3 separate regions of the Homo sapiens genome follow, and regions 2 and 3 are each linked to region 1. The links are chromatin loops, found by intact Hi-C in ENCODE. Cell type or tissue: heart left ventricle. All regions are shown on one strand.

Region 1 (8,000 bases):
AGAGGAGCCACTGTTATCTCCCCATTTACAAATGGTGAGCCTGAGATGTAGAGAGATTAAGATCAAACAGCAAGAAGTCTGCAGACGCGGGACCTGACCCTAGGATCAGGTCAAAATCCACATTCCTTCCTGTAACTGGCTGCTGCTCCTTTGTTCTTTCATTGGCCAAAATGCACAGAGGGGAGGGCCCAGGGAATGGCAAGCACCCTCCCTAGACACCTAAGCACGCATGCACAGTCCCTGGCACCCCAGAGGCACACCGCTTGGGGGAAGAAAAACACACAAAAATAGCTCCAGTCTTGGGTGGAGCTTCAGTACTTTTGTGGTGAGAGGTCTTGCCAGAAACAAGGACCAACACAGCATTGCCTGGAGGGAGGCATTGATGGGGACTGGGGAGGATCCACCAGCTGGGGTCCAGTGTCCCAGTTGGCGAGAAGCAGACCCAGAAGTGACATTCAACCAAGGCCCTGTCAAACTGGAGGAGGCAGGATGGATATACCTCGATGAAGTTGAGTTATCCTGAGACAGAATATTTCCATTGGTTTTCAGATTTAAATAAGCATTAGCTGTGTAATGTCATGTTTCACACACTTGTCAGTATAGAACCTTTGTGTTAGTCTGTTTTCATGCTGCTGATAAAGACATATCCGAGACTGGGCAATTTACAAAAGAAAGAGGTTTAATTGGACTTACGGTTCCACATGGCTGGGGAGGCCTCACAACAATGGTGGAAGGCAAGGAGGAGCAAGTCACATCTTAGGTGGATGGAGTCAGGCAAAAAAGAGAGATCTTCTGCAGAGAAACTCCCACTTTTAAAACCATCAGATCTCATGAGACCCATTCACTATCACAAGAACAGCACGGGAAAGACCTGCCCCCATGATTCAATCGTCTCCCACTGGGTCCCTCCTACAACACGTGGGAATTATGGGAGGTACAAGATGAGATTTGGGTGGGGACAGTCAAACCATATCAACCTTACGTAGGTGTGCAAAGTCCATGCAAGTACCATGGTATAATCTATATTTTAATAAATATGATAAATATCAGCCCATGTATGGAAACATTCTTCAGTATATATAAAAACTCTTGTTCAGTTTTATGCTAGATAATTCTTTTTCTGAGCAACTGGACCAGCCTCTGAACCAATCGTCATCATCCTACCCAGAAAGCATTTTTGCTCCAAGGGATCTTCTAGGGGACATACGTTGGATCAGGACACGCCTCTGCTTAAGCCCTTGTATTAGTCAGTTCTCATGCTGCTAATAAAGACATACCCCAGACTGGGTAATTTATAAAGAAAAAGAGGTTTAAAGGATTCATGGTTCCACATGGCTGGGAGGCCTCACAATCATGGCTGAAGGGGAAACAAACACAACTTTCTTCACATGGTGGCGGGAAGGAGAAGTGCTGAGCAAAGGGGAGGAAAGCCCCTTATAAAACCATCAGATCTCGTGAGAACTGACTTACTATCACGAGAATAGCAGCATGGGGGTAACAGCCCCCATGATTCAATTACCTTCCACAGAGTCCCTCCCATGACACATGGGGATTATGGGAACTACAATTCCAGATGAGATTTGGTGGGGACACAGCAAACCATATCAGCCCCCCATCAGCAGAGAATACAATCCATGCAGCTGTCATCCTGAACCATGTGGTGTTGAACCTGGGGAAGCACCCCAAAGCCCCCACCATCCCAGGCACCTGCCCCCTCTTCTGCTCTTACTTGCACCACCTGCCCTAGCTGCCCCTTCTCACTGGGTCCTTCACAAGTCAGGATGCTCACCCCACTAGGACTTTGCTGGAATGTTCTATCCCAGCTCTCACTATGATCTAATCCAAATGTCACCTCCTTGGACAGGTGTCCTGACCAGAGGTGTTGCCACGGGTGCAAAGTCAACACAGCTGCATGAGGCCCACACTCAGAAGGGCCCTGAGCTTGATTTGATGCTCTCCTGGAGCCATCTTGAAATGTGTAAGTCTGAACACCACCATTCATAGTGACCCTTTTGTTCTTTAGTCCACAGCCCTTTTCCCTCTCTGAGCTGTGAGCTCCCCAGCTCCACAGCTGAGCTGAGAGTGAGCACCTGGCCAGTCTGTCTTGCCACTGTGTCCCCACACTTAGAACAGAGACACAGGGCAAGTGCTCAACAGGCATGGTCTGGCTCCATGACGAAGGAGAGGGGTGCAGTCAGGAGTCAGAAACAGGCAGAAAGGAGCTGATGCTGGCTGGGCCCCGTGCATGGCTTCCGGCTGACTTCTTACACACTGGTAGTCCCTCTGAAGTGAGATACCAACTCTTTCTCTTACAGAGAGAGAAATGTGAACTTGCCATCCCACAGTACATTCATCCCAAGTGAAGAAGGCCAAGTGAGAAACACAAGTGAAGAAACAAAAGCATACCCTGAGTTCTAACATGCCACGCCAGGAGTGTCATCCCTGTACCGCAAACCTCCCTCCCTCCTTTTTAGCAGTGTCCCAGTTGTTGCTGCCATTGAGGGAACCCTCTTTAAACATCCCTATTTAAGCCCGACTGTGCGGGGTTCTTGAGGATAGGTGGGGACAAGGGTGAGCTCCACTGGAGAATCCTGAGAAGGTCTTTTCCAGCTGCTCTGGAAGAGCTTCTGCGAGCCACTGTCTGCTCCTCCTCTCAACATTGTCTGCCCAAACGTGGGTCTCAAACCTACATCTTAGTTCGCCAGCAGCCACCAGTGGAAAGATGGGCCCGAGCGCCGCATGCTGTTGGAGATGGAGCTGTCAGTTGAGTAAATCCCAAAGCCCACCAAGTGAGGGTGGCCAGTTTCCTTGCTGTTGAAGCCCCTTTGGTTGGGCTCTCTGCCACTCAGAGGCAGCAGCTTCGTAAGATGTAATGATCATTTATCTACCCACGAGAGTGCATCAGAGAGATAGAACTTAATTTGCATTTGTCATATATTTTCTTGTATATTCAATAATGTATAATATTTTTAAATAAGCTTTATTTTTCCAAATCTTTTTCTATATTCGTGTCTGAAAGCAGACAACTTTAACGTTTCATCGTTATGTTTGCGATTATGACTGTCGAAACAAACTCATATCACAGGGTCTTTTGTAAGACAGACAACACGGTCAGGAGCGCAGTCCTGCATGCCGCACTGGCCTCCTCTCCTACTCACTTACAACCAGGACAACCTCCAGGACCTGTCTACACCTCTGCTGCTCCAGCTGTCACATGGGACTAATAATGTGGACGCCACAGTGTTCTGTGAGATTAGGTAAACTGATGCTCACACAGAGTTTCTCCAGTGCCTGGTGGGTAGTGAAAGAGCCACATGTATCATTATCACCATTGCTGCTGCCGTTGATATGAACCAAAGAGGAAGAAAAAGTGAAGAGTTGGCCCCTTCCCATGAGCGATCATCTAGATAGGGAGATAGATCATTGTTTTCATAAGATAAAAGATGCAAAAACACATGAATTGCAAACTTCGAGGGATTAAAGTGGAAGCCTCCACAAAGGGCCACGATGAGGACCTCGTGGTGAGATGGACAGAGACGCTCCTGGGAGAGGACGAACTGGGTTTACGAAGACTCTAGAAGAACCTAGAGCCTATGAAGGGTTCAGCCTTTAAATTATCCAGAGGGCAGCTTTTCACATTTTCTGAACAAAGCAGGGACAAAAACAAACAAAGTGTTTCAAGAAAATTTAGTTTAATTTTGACGCAGGTGAGGGCACAGAATCCAGAAGGCAAAGAGACCATTAAAGAGACGTCTTCAATGTCCAGGCTGGAAGGACAAGCTCGGTGGACTGGGGCTTGAATACAGCAATGATGATGATGGTAAAACTACCTCTAATTTCTCTCCCCCCTACTTATCCTCAACTAAAAACTAGCATTTTTCACTCCCAAGACTAGATAAAACACAAAAATTGAGAAAATGTTTAATAATGTAATTCTTTTTTAAAAAAAATAAAGTCGGTCAAAGCTCTTCCAACCACAAGAGGGCGTTCCTGGACCCAGCAGTGGAGCCGGGATTGCCCCGGGCATGGACGGAACTTGCACCAGGGCTGCCCACAGGTCACTTGTGCAAGTGGTTACCTGGGTAGTTACAGAAAGGAAACAGTGTCTGGCATTCACCTGCGCTTTGTGACATCATAGAATCTTAAAATCAAGGAGAGCAGCCTTGAGCTCTTATCAAACCTAAGAACATGTAGACTTATGAGAAGCAATTCAGGATTGGGACTTTTTTTGAGTGACTGCCAGGTGTAGGCAAAGCCAGAAAGCCCTGGCAACCCAAAACTGAAGGATCTGGGGCTTTCTTCCTGCAAGCTCTGCTCAGCGAGGGGCTTGTGCTCCTACAAGCTCTTTGCTACATAAGTCAAGCCAAACTTCCATTTCCCGACATGACATGGCCAAATAAGAGAAGGCCAGGTTACCAGAGATTAAAAATAGGACGTTGCTGCAGAGTCCTGGGACCGGCTGGCAAATGACACAGGAACTTTGGGAGCGCATGGACTCAGGCCAAGCGGCCGTCCTCACCCTCGGCCACCTCAGGGCAGGGACGAAGAGTAAGGTTCGCAGGAGTCCTGCCAGGAAAGGGCTGGGAGTCAGGGAAGGGTGGAGAAATCGCTTTCCTATGAGTCAAGGGACAACAGCTGTCACTGCAAAGGGGAGAAGAGCTGGAAAACTGGATCCAACCTTTCATAGAGCAGTGGCAGCTGAGTCGCAACAAACAAGCAGAAACACGAGGCCCTTAAAAAATACAGTAATTCAGGCGACATCAAAGCGGTGATTAGCACAGCTTCCTGGCGGTCTCTTTCTGTTTATTTATGGCACATTACACATTTTCATGCTATTTTCATAAGGTGTTTCTGCTGCCACAGTTCCATATTTGGGTGACAGAGTGTCTGAGACGTACCACAACTATTGGGCAACTCACCCCCAGCCACACTCGAAGTCAATGGCAACCACAAAAACAACAACCTCCCAAAAAAAGAGAAGCAAAAGAGAAAGTGTTCCAAGTGCTTCTTCCAGCAGCACGGGGACGCCCCTCCTCTGGAAGGAGAAGCAAGTGCATGGCCCTGTTGAGAGGGAGGGTGAGGTGGGGTGCAGGGGCAAACTTCGTCTTGATTCATGTTTGTAGACGGGGGAGATCAATGCCGGATTCTCACTGACATCCTGCTTTTCTTGTACCACACAGCCCAGCCTTTGATGGTGGGGATTAGTCCCAAAATTCTGGAGTTCACCACTCCTCCCGCTACACTGGCTTTATTTCAAATCTCTGTTGGTCCATGTCAACATCAGCGATGGGAGTTGAAAGAAGTAAAACAGTGACTCGTGCATTTTTCATTCTTCTCTTTGCTTCTTTCTTTTATAAAAGGTCAGGAGGATGATGAAAAGGAGACCTTTAGGAAGCAACTGCGACGTTCCATCTCATATCCACTAAAGGAGGTGCATTTCCGATTCAGACAAATTTAGTAACCATTTCCTCCAAGTCTGACTGCTCTTTACAATTAGGCTCCTGGAAAAATACATGTTGGTGTGTTTACAACATGGGAAAAATATGTCATCTCAGCATTCAGTGATAAAGCAGGTATAGGTCCCAACAGAAGCGAGGGTCAGGACAGGCAACGGGAAACATGTGCTCGCTGCTGGGTCCCAGGACTGAGTGACTCAGGAAAGCTGCTCAGACTTATCAGCTCTGATCCCTGGGACTTCAGGCTTCAAGAGATGTGGTTTGACGGGTGAGCTGAATATTCAACATGTCATCACAAGCACCAAATTCAGTGTCACCACTACTATTGGAAGCATTGACTCCCCAGCTCCTCACCATTACATTTTACTTTTCTAAAACATTGGCAACTGACAAGCTTTGGAAACCATCATTGTGTGTTTTTCTCCACCCCACCATTTATAGCCAGTGTCCCCACTTTTAGGTCTGAGACCACTGCCCAGTGGGCCTTTCCCCAAGGTGGGGGATCTAAGGACCCTTGGATTAATCCCAGGCTTTGTCTCCCACAAAAGCTTCCAAGACCAGTGCCAACATTCTTGGTGGACACCTGTTCTCTAAGAGCTGGGCTTGAGCCCAAAATGCATCCACACAGGCCACTTAAAAGCCATCCCAAGTTAACTTGGGTCAGAATTTAATCAGCCGTCTACAAATAAAGTCCATCCCATGACTCCACTCTGCAGGCATTCAGTTCTCTACAGCCTCTTATTTCCAGCCATTGCATCAGCCACAAACACACGGTGAGTTGGTGCTTGGCGAATCAGGTCCCAGCAAGACCACACCACCTTTTTCTAAATCTCCAAAGCCAAATTAGTTTGACTTTGGCGAGATCTTGAAGCACAAACATGTTGAAGCAAGAGTTCACGGAAGTGTACGTTTTTGGGTGCTGTCTTCATTCTAATAATAATAGCTAACATTTATTGAATGTCAGGTAATGGCAGTTCCAGGTAATATCTCAGTTAACCCTCCCAGGAGATCTCAGGCAGGTACATTTTTCAGATGAAGACACTGAGGAGCACATGTTTAATAACTTGCTGAGAACCACATGAGAAGTCAACAGCAGGGCCAGCCCCTGAGCGCAGGTAGACTAGATCAACAGCTCACGCTCTTAGCCACCCCACTGTGCTCCTTCCCAGGTGCGAGTCCACTTAACCTAACAAACAACCCGTAAGTGCTGTTTTAGAAATATCAGAAAATCCCTATTTCTTTGATTACAGAAATAGAATTTAAGCAAAAATGTAAAATGAAGGAATTCGTAATTCTCAGCAAAAGTCAGGTCAGTCAAATGCCCCGATATGCCTTCTTCAATTTTGAGACTGTGGTTGCTGTTTCGGTTTATTTCATCGGTGGTGGTGGTGTTTCTCAGGGTCGTTTGAGAATTGTAGGGATGAAAATTTGCAAAACAATTTCTGGGACATGAAAGACAAGAGCTGGGGGTGGGGGTGCTCCGGTGCGGCTCCAGCCCCGGTGCAGGAGTTGTCTGCCCCTTTACCTTGGGCTGCCAGGCAGGCCAGCAAAGCCAAGAAACCCCAAATGCAGTCTTCAAGGCAGAAGCCTGGGGTCAGGGCACTGGCAGGAAATTGAACCTGAAGGCAGAGAAGAGCAAAACCCCTTCTCCAGGGCTTGCAGGCCTCCCTGGTGCACGGTGCCTTTGGGATAAGACACTGGTACCTGTCAGGATGCTCCCAGGGCCCCTGGAACTTAAGAGAGACTCCAGACCTCAGCCACACCAGGGCTTAGGAAGCAAAATTCAGGATGGGGTCCACGCACCACTAGAGGGAGCCAGGGGCACGGGTGTCCACATGTCTTAGGGCCCCCAGATCCGAGGAAGGACTGAGGAGCCCCCACAACAGCTGTAGTCGCACGTTTGCACGTTCACACACAGCACAGCCACCCCTGCAGCATCCTCAGACACAGCGGAGAGGGACATGTCCGGAGGCACCGACTCCTCCTGGACCCCGCAGCCCCGATGCAGGGCAGCCACACAGAGCCACACGTGGCCGAGCACCCAGGGAGGGGCCCCACGGGCCGCCAGAACCACCAGGGCCGTTCTCAAAGAAGTGGAGGTAGGTATTTAGGTGAGAGACCCACGTGGTGGCAGCAGGGTAGTTGGTGACGTTGGCTTAATAATTTTGCCACACCTGGGCCGGCCACTGGAGAATCACAAAGCTCCAGTGCTGGGCTTCTCCAAGAAGCAGGCGGCTCTCAATGGAGGGAATCTTTTAATTATACTCATCGAAATTAGCAGTGCCTCTGGCCGGGGCAGCATGATGAGTGCAGTTTGGAGTCCTAGCTCGCAGAATGTTAGCACAAGAAGGACCCCAGGGGTCACAGAGTTCAGCTCCTCAGCCCCTGCACCACTCACGCTTCCCATAAGGGAAAAGTGCCGACTCCACTTCTGAAGGCTTCATGATCCAGGATAGCCATCTATGTAGTCAAAGAAAAACTAAACCTCAACTCAAAACCAAATCGACAGCATCGACTCACCACGGCCCCAAACGAGTTCTACTT
Region 2 (8,000 bases), 770 kb after region 1:
GGAGTGCGGCGGCGCAATCTCGGTTCACTGCAACCTCTCCCTCCCGGGTTCAAGCAATTTTCTTGCCTCAGCCTCCTGAGTAGCTGGGATTACAGGCACCTGCCACCATGCCTGGCTAATTTTTTGTATTTTTAATATAGACAAGGTTTTGCCATGTTGGCCAGGCTGGTCTTGAACTCTTGAACTCAGGCAATGTGCCTGCCTTGGCCTCCCAAAGTGCTGGGATTACAGGCATGAGCCACCACACCCGGCCCTGAGCCTAATTTTCAACGTACTTTGATTCTGTCCGTACTTTGAAGCAGAAGTGGCACTGGCTGGATGTGGCTGAGGAGGGACACCTGGGTTGCATTGGCTCCCATTAATGGCCAAAGGCAAGGAGGGGAGAAGATGGTTCCTTTTTAGAAAGAAACTTAAAAAGCAGCAAAACAAAACACACGCACACACCCCCAAAAATGTCTTGGCTGTGGTGGCTGTGGACCTGCACCCCTGGGATGGCCACATCATCCTTCAAAAAGCTGCTGGCACCTCCACAACCTGCTCAGCTCTAAGCTCTAGGCCACAGCCACACTCTTCCTGGGCTGCCCCTGTCAGATGGAGCTCAGTGGAGCCACGAGGTCTGGGGACCTGGATGTCCCAGCTCATCCCTGGATTCCTCCAATGGGCATCTAGCTCCAGGGCCCCTCACTGGGTTGGCCGAGACTTGGTCGGATCTGCACCGCACTTTGAGGCTTTCCTTGCCTGATCCTCCGCTTTATCTCTTACAGGTGTCGTCCCCCAGGAAGTCTCCTGCCCTCCCTCTCTGCACAGGGAGCCGCTTCCCACTCTGTCCTTCGATGGACACGCTGATGCAGCTGGGAATGAGCTTGGAAACGCTAACTGACCAGAGTGATTTCTGGGCCCTGAGTGCATTACAGATGGAGAAAGCTTCTGAATTCTCTATGGAACTCCAGGCCTGACCTTGGGATGGGAGACGGGCGGCTGGGCGCACAAGGAAAGAGGCCTCGCCTTGCGCCACGGAGGAGGTGGGGAGCAATCAGCCGGCCCCAGGCTGGAACCTGAGGAACCCAAAACACCAAACGCTGGGGAAACTTTCCCTTCCTTTTTTCCAAACATATGTTCAAGCTGGGGGTCTGAATATGCAGTGGGCTGCCCTATTTCCCAACCTGGCTTTGGGGAAGTAAGTCAACACAGGCAGTTGCTGAGTTTGCTTACTCTGTGCAACTTGTGTGGTAACCAGCAGCTATCAATACACTTTACAGGTGTGCTGGAAGATAGTTATTTCAAGGAAAACAATGATTCTTTTTAGAAAGTAAACTTCTGAAGGAGGCATCAAAACTTTGAATTTTGATGCAGCATTTTTTTTTTTTTTTTGAGATGGAGTCTTGCTCTGTTGCCTAGCCTGGAGTGCAGTGGCACAACCTCGGTCACTGCAACTTCTACCTCCTGGGTTCAAGCAATTCTCCTGCCTCAGCCTCCTGAGTAGCTGGGATTACAGGCACCCACCATCATGCCCGGCTAATCTTTGTATTTTTGTAGAGACAGGGTTTCACTATGTTGGCCAGGCTGGTCTTGAACTCCTGACCTTAGGTGATCCACCCACCTTGGCCTCCCAAAGTGCTGGGATTACAGGCGTGAGCCATTGTGCCTGGCCTGACGCAGCATATTTTTAAAGACAGGATGCACATGTAATTTGGAGAGAGATGGCCGATTCCAAAATATTGCAGGTACGATGGCATCCTTCAATGATAAATACTTCCCAAATGGTCCTGTGAGCACTCCCAACTTCCTCCTCTGGCCAGTAGCCTTTCAAGCCAAGACCTCAAACCAGCAGGATTTTATTTTAACTGTAAGGAGAGGACAAAGGCCATGGAACGATGCCATCCAGGCTGCCCTTGGCCGGCCTCACTGCCCCTATCTGCAGGAGGCTCAGGAAGGTTTCCAAATGCCCAGAGTAGTGTGGCTCGAGTGCTTCTCGGAGTCATTCTCACCCTACTCACCGGAAGTGGGAAGGACAGGAGAACTGTCAGTCAGGTCGGCCATGGAGGTCAAAGGCAGCCCTGTTGAGAATGTGCGGATGTTTGTCCTTCCAGATGGTCCAGACAAGGGATGGCACAGATTTCATTCCCGCATTGTCTTTTGACCGCAGGTGCTACCCCGAGCACTGTCTGGGGAGGATTTCAAGGCTGTGCCCAGGCCACCCCTGATGGATGCATCAGTCACTTCAGCCATGGTGCCGGCAGGGAGCCCAAGCGCGGGAGCATCCTCTGTCGTCCTCGCAGCCGGGACCCTCTCATTTCCTGTCTGCACAGCAGCCCCGGCGTGTTCCTCTGTGAAAGCCAGGAGCACGGGGGTGACGCCTTCTGGGCCTGCCACTGTTCCTTCAGAAGCGACCTTTGACCTCCCCATCAGCCTGTGCTGCTAGGTCTGGGGTCATTTTCTGCTCAGATATCTCCTCTCCCTGACGATCGATTCCCCCTGGAGGGGTGAGCCACTGTCGGGAGGGGAGACGGAGCTGAGCATGCAAGGAAGGGCAACCCCAGCCCAGATCCTGGAGGGCTTTGGGCTTCCAGGTAGAAGCCGGTCTTCGCGTCAGCAAACCAAGAAAATGCCTCCCTGAAATGGTCTCCAGGTCCCCCCAAACACCTGCCTCCCCCTCCAGCCTTCTCCACTGATGCCTGCAGCTGCATAAGTAGTGTTTCATTGCACCCCAGCAGGAGCTGGTACCGGTTCTTCCCTTGCCTCATGCTGGGGTAGATTTTATTTAGGATTGGGAGCAGGGAAAGGAGCTAGAGAAAGGAAGGGTTCCAGGAAGCTGGGAAGGGAGATGTCAGGTGGGGTGATGGGAAAGGAGGCCAAGGACCACCTTTGCCTGTATGGTGGGCTGAACTGTGTCCCCACAAAAGATAGGGCGTCCTAACCCCAGATACCTGTGAATGTGACCTTATTTGGGAATAGAGTTTTTGCAAATGGAATCAAGTCATGATGACGTCATTAGCATGAGCCTTAATTTAATAGGATTGATGTCCTTCTAAGAAGAGAAGACAGGGACACACAGGAGAAAGCCATGTGATGAAGCAGGCAGGAGCTGGAGCGACACTACCACAGGCCAAGGAACATTGGGACCAGAAGAGGCGAGGAGGGGCCGTTCCCTAGAGGCTTTGGAGAGAGCATGGCTCATCAACACCTTGACTTCAGACTGGTAGCCCCCAAACGGTGACAGAATAATTGTCTATTGTTTTAAGCCCCCTGGCTTATAGTACGTTGTAAAGGCAGCCCTAGGAAGCCCTAAGCCAGTTTCACTCATTATGATAAATATCATAGATGATGACTGTCATATATTGGATGTGCTGGAGATCTTCACAGCCACAGAATAAACTGCAGGCCAAAAAAAGAACATTCATATGAGGTCCCCAGCAGGGGCTGGCTGTGCAAGTCAGAGACTGCAGAACCAGGTAGGCAGACAAAGCGAAATTGCCTGGAGCTGGACACATATGTGCACCACTGGGAAATAAATAGACTTGCGGTGGAAATGACCAACGTGGATGGCCAGGGAAATGCCAGCAGCAATAAAAGAAAAGAGTGCACAAGGCCTGTAAATCAGCAGATGCGAGAGCTCCCGAAAAGTAGCGAAGTCTGAAATAAAAGGCAGGCTCAGGCTGGTGGTCCAAGAAGTTAAAGCAGGAAATGAGAGCGTGGGCACTGTGTGTGCTGGGCTCCCAAAGACTGCAGGGAGTGGCCAGATGTCTCCAGAGGCAGCGTCATGTGGAGCAAAGGGGACCTGAGGAGTGTCAGCATCCTCAGTCACCTCCTCCTTTGAACCAGCTGTTCGGAATCTGGTCTCTTACTTAGGATAATTGTAGGAACTGACTTTTTTTTTTTTTCTTTTCTCACCTATTGGCTGACTGAAAGAACCGACTTTTAAATGAGCACCTCCCTCATTAGAATTGCTCAAATGACAACAGCTGCAGCGGTGGGAGCAGCAGCAAGTTTGAAAATCCAACAGTCTGCATTCCACAGTGACAGTATTCTTGGTCACCTCGGAGACATGGCAGCCGGGAGCCACGGCTCTCATTGCTCGGGGTTGGTTGGGTTACCAGCCCTAGGGCTACAGAATGTATCTAAAAGAGAGGCTTGGCTGGCAGTTTAAGAGGGGTGCAGGACAGCAGGATGGGGTTCATGAGGCAAGAGTGGATGGAGCCTGTGGCCCAGTTGGGATGAGATGGGACAGTTCCAATGGGCAGGACAAACCCCAGCCACCGTCTCAGGGTATTTGACAGGAGGTAAACAGCAGACAAAATCCTGGAGCACAGGGGGGCAGGGCTGTCTCGTTCCCATGAATGGCAACATTGGAGGACTGACCCCCAAGAGCGTGGTTTTGTCGTCAGCCTCAAAGGCATGGCTTTCTCTCTGGCGTTGGCAGCAGCCGCTCAGCACCATAGCTAGGGAGCAGCGGCCTAGATCCCTCACATTTATTTCACTTTGACTCTTTTGACCAAAGCACCACTGTTTAAGGCCTCATTTTTCTTCTCCCATGTGGAAAATCATATTGCTTAAATTTAAAAATGAAGATAGATAGATGGATGAAAAAATCCCCATAGAGCAAAATTCTGCCTGTGACAAAAAGGTCTCCACGTCTGAGGTGACAGTCAACTTCAAGTGACGCCAAGAACATCAAAATCTCTCTATAAAAAAAGAATAGGAAGCAATGGGGCTCGTGAAAATGCCACATCAAGAAAAGTCAACAAATACATACTTAGTGGTAACTATGGTTGCAGAGAAAGAGAAAACTTAAAACAATATGAACATATGTGGTCATATAGACTGAAAACCCACCGTGTCATAAAACCCCAGGACACAGAACGCATCAGCGTAGACAGCAGCTGTACAGACAATGCTGGGGCGGTTGTGGAGTGGGATTAGAAGACAGGAGGCGCCATCGAGTCAGCTCCAAGGCCATTAGCCTTGTGACGCCAGCAAAATGTGTGAGTGGGGAGCCTCTACGTTCTCTCCTGTGAAATGGGGATGACAGTACTTCCTTGTAGGGTTGTGGTAACGAAGTTATTCAGCACAGAGCTTGGCATGTGGTCATAACAAGGAGTGGCGGATAATGATAATATGGTAACAGTAGGCATCATTGTGAGAAGGGACAGAGACTCAATGTGAAAAGTATAGAAAGGGCTCTTACAAATCTCCAAGCACATAAAAGTCCCTAAAAGACAAATGGCGAAGGGTTCACAGTTCACAGAAATGGAAAAAAAGAAATGAATGAATTCAATGAATATTAGGGGAAGAAAACCGTTACTAATTAGTGACGAAGCACAAAGTAATGCAAGTATCCAACACCATTTTGACAGCACTTGAGAAATGATCGAGAATTCAGAAACGCGGTAAAAACTGACGCTGGTCCCGACAGTTAAGTAGGAATATCCAGGAGTTCCTGACGGTAGTGCAAATGTGTTTGATTACTTTGGAAGACCATTTGGTAATTCTCATCAAAAGCCAGAATACGCTACACTTGGATCTCATCATTCTCTTCCTGAGAATGAAATAATTCAAATTAAGAGAAAGCTATACTTATAATGAGACATGTAGTTAGAATTATGAGAATAAAAATAGGTTAGCATCCCCTAATACAGAAATGGTTACTTTGTCATAAGAATACTAATTCTATAACATATTACATGGTGATTAAAATGAGAGTGTATTTAGAATAATGTTAAGTCTTAACATTATTTTATAATATAATTTATTGAAATAATTAATTACGGATATTTTTAAAATATGTAGCTAAAGATGAGATGAAGCTATCAGTTAATGCAATTTATCTGATGTAGGTAGAGGAACTTAGATACACCTATGTATGTTATTTTATTAATAAGTACTTTAAATGACACATAACTAAATTATCTTAATTTCTCTGTATCACCTGTTATGAATACACGACTCCCCATGATTCATTTTGTACTGACCTATACGAGGGTATACAAATCTAAATCAGGCACTGAATTAAGGCACAAGCTAGCTGTGTCCTCCCTGGAACATTTCCTGACTCAATTTAGAAATATCAGCTGAGCGTGTAGAGTTGTCTCTTTGAGGAAAGCTTTATTCTCTCAAGACTACTTGGCTCCCTGATACTCTCTTTAATGTTATTATAAGAACGCTGATCTTTTAATCCGCTAATTCACTCTCTATTATTCTTATATCTCAAAACAGCTTCAAAAGTCACTGGATTTTTCAATGAGAAGGAGAAGTTAGGCAGCTACCAAATAGCTGAAAGAATATTAAATCTGATGGATCCAGCCAAATAAAAATGTTCATTCATAGGATCTGTGGTTGTTGAGGAATCTTCTAAGTTTCATAAATGGCAAAAACTCTTTCTCAGACTTACAGATCAGACCTCACATATGCATGAGAAGAGAAGCTATTTTTGTCTCTGGGTTCCAGTTACACAGCCACAGCCTGGAAGCTTTGTTCTCAGAATTCATGCTGTCATCAAAAGGACTCAATACAAACACTGCAGCCAGCCTGCCATGGCTTAGCTGTGACCGCAGCTGCAAACTCTTCTGTCATGTGAAAACTTTTGGCTTTTTCCGGGTGTGGAATGCCTGTTGGTCCCAGCTCCGCCTGCCTTTCCTCCTTCTGGAATCGTGTCCATCCTTTCAGTCAACTCAGTTTGTCCGCATCTTCCAGGCCTCATACCTCCGCCTGATCTGCATGGCAGTGGTGGGCTTGCTCTTTGTGCTATTACACTGACTGTGATCGTGTTTAGTGAGTCAGCTTCTACAAAGTTGACCTGCACCTGTGTGATGTCTCTCCCTAGCTGGATGCAGCTTCTCCATGGGCTAAGTTCATCATGTTAACAGTGCCTGCCCCACAGGCCCTCAGGGGATCTTAGTGGGTGGTCTATGGAGAGACTTTAGTGGGTATATGAATCCCCAAAATTGTAGGCAAAGTTTGTGTATGCTGTGGCCTATCGACAGCGGGGACTCTGCCGCTGATTTCTCCTAAGAAGCCTCCTGGGGGTTTGAGCGAATCGTGGTGGTCTCCTTCCCTCTGGAGTGATTAGTTTTGGCTTTGGCTCAACATGGTGCAGACCCATGGGATCCAAAGGGAAGTTGGCCGGGCATTTCTGGGAAGGATGTCTCTTCTTCTGATTTCTGAGTGAGGGTAGGAAGCCCTCTTCTTCATCAGACGCCATGGCTCTTACACGAATGATGCCTAGAGCAGACACAGCCCTTCCAGGACCAGAGGCCAAGGCTGACAATGGGACAAGAGGGCGGAGGAAGAAGTGGGGAGCACCTAAGCCTTCCTCTGACCAAGCACTGTCCTAACCAATTCTGATTGGTTCACTTCTAGTTACATGATATAATAAACGTCCTATTTCTTAAGGCACTTTTAACATGAGTGCAGCATTTTAGAGTTTCATCAGGTGATCCACTGGATCTGAGTCTCTGCTCAGGCTTAAGGATGCCCATAAAAGGTGCCCAATTAAATGTTGATTGGTTGATTGGCACACAGAGAATCGCTGGAAGTGCCGCTGAGTCATCCAGGTGCTAAGAGAGCTTGCCAGGCCTGTCTAGAGGAGGTTGGCCAACTGGAGTGTGTTGTTCTCCCACTCAAGTCCACTGCCCAGTGCTGCCAGGTGTGGGAGAGCAACTCAGAGAGGGCTGGATGTTAGACCAAGCAAGGTCTTGAGAGTGTCACGCTCAGGGAGATGCCCAAGAGGGGACCAGCTGGCTGTTTGTGTGGGTGTTTCCTCACTGGGTAAACAGGAGAGAATCCTCCTTATCAAGGGCCTGTAGAGTAGATGGACTTAAGCTTTTGCACCCACTCTGGCTGAGCTGTAGTGTTAAGAAGGATTCTGAAGCTGTGTCCATATTTAACTGGAAACTGTGCCGTGATTATTAGTTAAGTGTCCCATGGATACAAATGGAAAGAATCGAGGCATTCACGCCAGTGATTCATCCCCCCTGTCTAGGGTCTGGTTCTCGGCTTTTTAG
Region 3 (8,000 bases), 150 kb after region 1:
ACTCCAGCGTCAGGATTCTTCCTGCTCCTCCATGCCAGCCAGGGAAAGGCAGCTCAGAGTGTCCTGATTCAGGGCTGGGAGAAACGCAGCGCACCCAGGAGCATGTCCCGGGGCCAAGGCTCCAATCCTTGCAGAGACAAAGAATCTGGATTAAATACAAATGACCCAGTTCAATCAATCCCTGGCATTCACTGAGAATTCAGGAAACAAATCTAAAACAGAACAACAAAGAACTGATATAATTGCCACGATGAAGCTGGGGCTGCAGGGATTACCTCTGTGGAATTAAGGGAAGCTGATAAGATTCTCCTCCTCCATAAGGATTATTACAAGAGCGATTGGTAAGGTCTGTTATTTTACAGAAAAATGGGTTTTGAACATGTTCTTCAGATTGTAGTGCTAAATCTCCAGGGCGTGTGACTGGAGCTTCTGTTGGAATGACATTTTTATTCATTCAGGAAGCATTTATTAAACACTGACTAAGAATAGCTCGCAATCCCAAGGAAACAGGAGAAAGCTAGGGAGTGAGCCCTCAGCGAGCTTCCCGATGTTGGGTAGATGACACGCGTGGAGGGAGGGGGCACAACACGGAGTGAGTGCCCACATGTGAGCACGGAAGAGAGCAGCCAAGGTGCAGTCCCTGCCAGCCCGAGCTGGGGGCCTCGTGAAGGAGGCAGGCCTGGAGCTCGCTGGAACAGAGGGGCTCCCACTCAGGGTCAGGAGATTCCAGGAAGGAGCTGTCCTGCTCAGTGGGCCGGGTGCCAGTAGCGGAACCCCGAGCAACAGCTCAGTCGCTGGGATTTAAAGGGGACACATTGGGGCCCCTGAAGGCTGCTGTGGACTTTCCCAGAGAAAGTCCCAGGTATCTGTGAAGGTGATGTTGGAATCAATCTCAGTGTTAAAGTAAAAAGAATCAGGTTTCTTGACGATAAAAATAATTGCCAGCAGGACTCAGTTCACACCTGTAATCCCAGCACTTTGGGAGGCTGAGGTGGGAGGATTACTTGAGCCCAGGAGTTCAAGGCCAGCCTGGGCAACATAGTGAAACTCCGTCTCTATGCAAAAAAATACAAAATTTAGCCTGGCCTGGTGGTATGCACCTGCAGTCCCAGCTACCTGAAAGGCTGAGATGGGAGGATCACCTCAGTCCAGGATTGTTGAGGCTGCAGTGAGCCATGCATGATTGCACACTGTACTCCAGCCAGGGAGACAGAGCAAGACCCTGTCCCAGAAGAGAGAGAGAATATTGCCATTTATGTTACATTTCTTCGACTCAGAATAAAAGTCTTTTTATAAAATCCTGCGCATTTTGTCAGAGTCCAAGTGAATTAGAATTAGGGTGGCCAAATTTAGTAAATAACAACAGAGGATGCCCAGTTAAATTTGAACTTCAGATAAGTAGGGAATACTTTTTTAGTAGCAGCATGTCCCAAACATGGCCAGGGTGTTCGTATTTTGTCTGGAAACTCTACTTGCAAGCAGGAGGCAGGAGCTAGACATCAGCAAGAATTCCAGGATTGGTGGGACTTGCATTGCATTGAACAAGAGAGCAGCATGAGGAAGCCCACAGTGCCGGGGGCCTAACAGGAATTCCCCATTCTTTTGAAATGTGTCATATTCAAAGTCACCAGAAGTTTTCTGTTTGAAGGAATTGAATACGTTTTTGGAGTAGAGAGTATTTCTGTAATGGGAAGAAACAATTATCTAATAAATATGCTTAACAATGTTTGTGGATTTTATTTAAATCAAATATCTACATATTGCATTTTCTTAAAGGGACTCGGGGAAAGAAAGCGGTTTGAACAGTAAGACTGCAAAGTCCTGAAAGAGGTTACTTGAAGCAATTGGGAAATCCTGAAAGCACCTATCTGGAAGCTTTGGCTGAGACCAGGCCCAGAAGGACAGACAGACAGCACGTTCCTCTCCGGCTCTGTCCTTCTGCAGGGAAACTGAAGATGGGTGTGTTTTGACCCAGAATCCGCAGGGTTAGAGTTGAATTTTACAAATCACTTCAGGATGCAGCGTTGAGACGGAAGACTTAGGATTGGAGAATTAATTTTCTCTTCCTCCTGAGTAAAGCAGCTCTTCCTAAAGCTGAGAATCTTAGCAGAATGAATAAACCAAATGGCAGCAGTCCGGTAAGCACTGTATGACCCTAATCATTCTGACCATTTTGTACCACGTTTTACAGTGGCCTGATTAAATAGGAGAGAATCCACGTGACATGGTGCTCCTGAGAACAAAGCTAAAGTATGCCAATCAAACCATGTGCCCTGGAGGAAAAACTTGGGGCACTCTCTTCTAGCAGCTAATAAAAAATAGGACAACACTTGAATTCTACACGGAGAACTGTTTCTTACATTTAGTTGATACAGTAAGAAGTAACCAGCTACAGAGAAATCACAAGATCTGGATTAGACCAGAACATTTGTTTATTAAAATGTAATTTAAGTAATCAGAACCTTGTGAATGTTTCAAACTGGAAACCCTAGAAAATCTAAGTTTTCTCATGAGATATTTTCTAGTAAACACTTCCATTGCCCAGTCACACCTATAAAGTGAGTATGCACCTGTGTATGATCCCATAAGAGCACTTTTAAAGTAACAAAACCACTATAATATGAAGAGTAATATGATAATTTCCTTTTCAAACACTGATTTTATGAGAAGCGCTTGATCCCAAAATACCTGTATGAGACCAGCTCACTCTTTCCTACATAGAATCAATACTTTATTGGCCTATAAATCTAAGATGCATATAATTCTTAAGTCTTCTTTTCAAACACTGCTAACTGTTAAAGTATGTCCATTAAAACTAAGGAAAAATCATTTTTATAAAATATGGATGAACCTATGTCTAAACGAAGATATTCATAAAGATAGCACAAAAAATGAGCCAAGACTCAAATGAATAAAAACTTCCCTGACTATCCAAGTGCCAAGCATTGTGTCTCTCAGCATTAGAATATTAAGAAATAGCCTTCCCGCAGTTGTATGTACAGTGGTATAATTAGAATAAAATTGAAGTATTCTTTGAAACAGAAGCCTTAGAAAAATGAGTGAAGAACATCAGTGGATTTCCTAAACTGATATTCTGCGAAGCACTCTTCCAAAAACATTAATAAATGTGCCACAAAATAAATGCCCATGGTCAAACAAGTTTAGGAAAAACTCTGTTGTACAAAATGCACTTTTCATATTAAAGGCACTGAGAAGTTCTGCAACAAAGAATCATGTTTAATTGTATTTAATCCACCATTTCCAAAATTTGAAATGAGAAAATATAATACCCACCCCACTGCTGGCATACCTTTTATTAACCAAAAGAATCATTTCTTAGGAAATTCTAATTTGAGAAACAATAGATCGTTTAAAGAGATCTGGTATTTGCCTTTCTTACCCAAACTTTCAAAAGGAAAGGAAGTGTATTGAAAAAATAATTTGAGGTTTTATTGACTCATGCTGTCAGTCGAATGCTTTCTGTCCATTTTTTTCACGAATTGGGTATATTCCAGCCTCCTGGTCTCCCAGCCTTGGGGAGTGACCTTCCGTTTCCAGGGGAAATACAGGTGCCCAGAACTTCCAGCAGGGGGCTCTGTCCGCTAGCACTGACTGTGAAGGACTCAAAGCTGGTTCAAGGTTAAGATGGCTCAACAAGTGACGAGCCAGAAATGTCATCTGGCCACTAGGACGCCGCATTATGAAAGTGTGATCATGGTTCAAGAACGTTGCCATGAGGAAAATCTGTGCACGGAATTACTATTATTAGGTTTTATCGTGTGTGCATTTTCAAACATAGTAAGACAGCCCAAAAGGGAAAAAGTAGAACAAGCCAAAAAGTATTTTAAAAAAATAATTATCCAATTATAGGGCTCCTGTTGAAAATATTAAAAGAACTTAAAAGTTTCCCTACATGGTTGACAACTCAAGTATGCCCACTTTCTATCAAAAATAATGCAGAAAATACAAAATGCGAGAGAAAAGTTGAAAATAAATGGAAATAAACTACTTCCATTGAAACAAGGGACAAATATAACTCTTCAGAAATAATGTCTGCAAATGAGAGAAGCACATTGTTTTGAGGAAGCTGTATTTTGATGATGTTCACCCCTATAATCTGGATTATTTTTTCTTAAACTCTTTCTTCCATATCCCCAACATCCACCTTCTCCAGAAGGGATCAAACCAAAGCAAAAACGTGCTGTAAAAGATTTACAAATTAAATTGCTAAAGAATGGAAAATACTTGATTTAAGGTGAAAGCCGCACCACTTTAGCCAGAAGAGTTGGAAAGATGACAAATAAAGTGGCCAAGCAAGAAGATCAAAGGTGCAAAATAGACTTAATGGACACACACAGCTTTCTGCCCTTCCTTTAGTTGCCAGGGATGGTGGCTTATTGAAGGCATACGTAGTATTCCCACTGGGAGAGAAATGTGCAGCATGACAGGTGCAAGTGGCTAGTAAATTACGGCATTTGCAGGAGAGAGGAACACTTTATTCCCTCCCAAGCCTTAGGAGAGTGTATACATAACACACCCCTCATGGGTAAGACAATCAAACGTGGCCATTCTCTTGTTGAAATGCCACAACTATCTCTATAAATAATCCAAAAGAGAAAAGCAAATAGACCACACACTGATTTTCATGTACTCATGTGTTGCTTCTGAGAACATGATTACTTTTATCCTATGTTTTGATCTTACTAAGGATCAATGTTATATAAAGGTGTTATTTCCACATAGCCAGTACTTTTATGTACTTTTCATTTTCCCCAGGAAAGCTACTATTGGAATGGGTACATGATGTACACTGTAAAGTTTTGGCAGGAGGCAGAATTGCAGGGGGATACAATGTAATGTACGTAAATGATAATACCAAGCATTTGCGCTTAGATTGGGTCTCAGTCTTTTCATTGGAAATGTGACTTCAGGGAAGAGAAGCTGAAGAATGTCCATTCCTCTGGGCATACCTCATGCAAGCAAGGCTCTGCAGACCATGTGGTGACTATTTCTAGCAGCTAATGATGAGGATCGGGGTGGAATAACAGAGCTCTGACTAAAGGGGAGAGGCGGAGCCCCAAGACGCATTCACAGAGCCACTTGCCACTCACCCATCCCATAGCTGACCAAGCCCCGCCTGGAGGGCTTTGAGACAAAATGTAATTCTCTGGAGTTTATGTCACTGAATTAGTGGAAACTAAGAGCTAAAAGCAAACAATTGCTCCATAGAATCAGACCAGCATGGAATTTTCAGAGTATCCTAAATATCAGCCAGCAACAGAAGTTTGTTGGCAAATACCTCACTACTGACTCTTTGAGAGAATAAAGCCGTGATAGCTAGGATTTGCCAATTTCCATGGTGTAAATGCTCCCACATGGCCAACTGCAAGCCACCAATGTGAGGTCACTGGATGCAGAGCTGGGAATAAATATGTTCCAATGACACTTGGGAGCAGGTCTATGCACAGTACGGGGCACAAACAGAGGCTCCAGAGGCCCAGAGAAGGTGAGTTAAGGTAGATCTAAATTTCCAAGCAGTCTTCCAGGTTCCAAGTCCAGGGCACTTTGTTAAAACACAAAAATCATTTGGTTTAGGAAGCCTTGGCCCCACGCTGGAATGGCTTCTCTTTGTTACATATTAGGATTCGTTTAAGACAGATATCTAAAAGGCATTTTGATGTTTGTGAAACTCCACAAGCAAAACTGCCTTTCATTTAAAAATTAGTTTTAGCTATCTTAAATATAACTTTTCTACAGCAAACCATACACTCTCATTCAGTCGTTTCTACGAGGATTTTTCTGAGAGCACTCCAGAGAAATACTGAAAAACACACCCAACACTTAGCACTGTACATTCTCTTGGCAGAATCTGGATGACGTATATTCAGTAAATCTTCAAGCATTTTTTTTTTTGCCTCTTTCACCCCATACTACCAGAGTTAATTTTAACTTCACCTTTTTCTCCCCCAATTTGTTCTCACAGCATCATTATCTCTGAATCAGAACCCTTCTACAGTAAAGGACAGGGAGGCACTGTGCTGAGGACTAGATGGGGTGGGGGAGGGCAGAAGAACAGCAGGAGCCTCCAGAAGCTGTCCTTAACCCCTGGCCTGTGTTCTCAAAACCGATGCTTGGGTCTAAGCCACCTCCATCTGTTTCCATGGGCTTCTATCCTCTTGTCTCTTAGTGCCATGTAAAAATGAAATTTCTTCTTATGCCCATAAGTTATAAAGCTCTTATGTGGCCATATGAACTTCAAAGCATTTAAATTTCTTATGGATCTTATGTGATTAAATGTGTGGCATCCTGAATAATGAATATGAGGGTAACAAAAGTGGTACTGTTGAGAAAGACATTTATAATGGCTCTAAGATACAGTATCAAACACTTAGTCTGGACCAATAAGATCTTGATAATATGTTTCTTTTTTTAAGTTTTAACCAAGGGTCACCAATGACAGAAAAATTTATAATAAACCACTTCCAAACAATGAATATCTTAGATGAACAAAGCTGAAAGAATTTCAGATTCCCAATTCATCTTTTTACGATTCATGCTGTTTCTCAGTTTATTTTATGACTTCAAACAGAGGAGTGAATGGAAATAATTCGGTTATTTTTATCTCTGTGCCTCTGAGGCTGTCCTGTACTCTCAAACACATTTTGTGCTTCAAAAAAATCTCAAGAGTTGCAAATATTCCAAAGGTGCCAAAGTGATACATTTCTTTTTCAACTTGCAGGGTAAAGATATAGTCCAATTTGGTGAATATTAACATTGTCATTTAGAATAAAATATAATTGCTATAAGAGCTAAAAAATTTTGCATGATCAATGTGCTATACTCAATAAATGCAAGAAAATGAGAAATTAGTCATCAAAAAGGGCAAAAATGAACTCCATAAAAACACAAAATGAAGCATAGAACAATCTAAGCAAAAAGGAATTAGTAAAAATAATGATAAATCAAGGATATTTTCAAAGGAAATGAAACAAATCAAGAACTAAAAACCTAGACATGCTTAAACAGGAAAGAGGAACATTACAATTAGATAATTGGATGAGTGTATTTGGAAAACACCATTGTTTCCATTATTTATTTTAACTAAAATGTGGGACAACAGTAAAAATACAAATGTTATTCCGGGCGACCAATTGTCACAAATGAAACATGGTACAAGGGAATCAAACTACCACAACTTAGCTACAGCATCTGTCAAGAGCCTGAAAAAATATTAAGGAAAACAATACAGAGGAAACAGCAAGAAACAAATGGTTGCCGCGTCGACTCACTTCAGAGCGACCCACGATGGAAAGGTTACCTTTGGGGAGCGAGAAATGCTCAAGATGAGATCAAGCTGGAAATGGACTTTTCTGACACTGTTCCTTTCAGTATTTACACAGAAAAAAAATTAACCCAACACAAGGAGCTTTGCCCACGTGCCTCTTCTCTCCGTCTTTTTTAAGTACATAAAACAAAGAGTACATCTTTAAAGATTCATTATGAGATAAACAGATCTTCAAGGGAATATCACTGACCACAGGTCTGTGGAAAACAAGCTGCGGGCTGGCCGAAGCGGCTTCCTTTTTGTTAAACATTTCTGAATGCCTGACAGTTTTATGTAAATGCAATTTGTTAAAAAATGATTCTGCAGAAAAAAAAAAAAAAACAGGTTGTCAACTAATGGTTGATGAGGTTTTGTTGTAAGTTTTAATACTACACGACCACAAAATCTTGAAAATTCAAATAAATGGAAAACAATTAAAATATGATCAATAATAACATACACCCGACGTGTGTGTGGAAGTGGATGCTCTTGAGGGGTAGTTTCTACAGTCATGGTGACCGCCGTAGAGCCCTGGTATGACTTCGGATGAGAGTGGGTTGTGCCCCAGGTCACACCAGGCAAATCAGCAAAGGCAGAAAGATCTGCACAAATTCTGGGGTTAAGGTAAACACGTGTGACCTCAGAATAATGCCTACATAGTGTTCTTTCCACCCAG

What was found. Hi-C counts contacts between places; a loop is a spot of excess contacts. Peaks named below come from ENCODE experiments on the same cell type or tissue, not always from the same donor. Only the 100,000 strongest peaks of a DNase experiment are listed, where the experiment ranks them.
Region 2: it touches region 1 in a loop (6-fold over the local background); 12 of 110 quality-filtered maps call a loop at or near these places.
Region 3: a loop joins it to region 1, with 8 times the contacts of the local background. A loop is called at or near these places in 39 of 110 quality-filtered maps.

The regions. Positions count from the first base shown.
Region 1 is chr6:164,105,942-164,113,941 of GRCh38, reverse strand. No RefSeq gene overlaps it. Among named protein-coding and RNA genes, the nearest start is that of QKI, 700 kb to the right of the region's middle. RefSeq lists an enhancer at 5,531-5,825. In heart left ventricle, CTCF peaks have their summits at 3,770, 3,974 (motif pointing right) and 7,263 (motif pointing right); DNase peaks (open chromatin) are centred at 4,021, 4,521, 4,985 and 7,370; H3K4me3 peaks cover 2,108 bases; H3K27ac peaks cover 4,712 bases.
Region 2 is chr6:163,337,737-163,345,736 of GRCh38, reverse strand. DKFZp451B082 (a long non-coding RNA gene) reads left to right here. Exons shown (of 4, transcript NR_033862.1): 2 at 765-1,022; 3 at 2,147-4,982; 4 at 6,214-7,395. Among named protein-coding and RNA genes, the nearest start is that of DKFZp451B082, 5.3 kb to the left of the region's middle. RefSeq lists enhancers at 2,226-2,520, 3,784-4,284. In heart left ventricle, a CTCF peak has its summit at 4,897; a DNase peak (open chromatin) is centred at 6,576; H3K27ac peaks cover 3,756 bases.
Region 3 is chr6:163,952,407-163,960,406 of GRCh38, reverse strand. The region is part of intron 4 of LOC105378102 (a long non-coding RNA gene); the gene reads right to left. Among named protein-coding and RNA genes, the nearest start is that of QKI, 540 kb to the right of the region's middle. RefSeq lists an enhancer at 1-206. In heart left ventricle, a CTCF peak has its summit at 3,588 (motif pointing right); DNase peaks (open chromatin) are centred at 680 and 3,606; H3K27ac peaks cover 2,389 bases.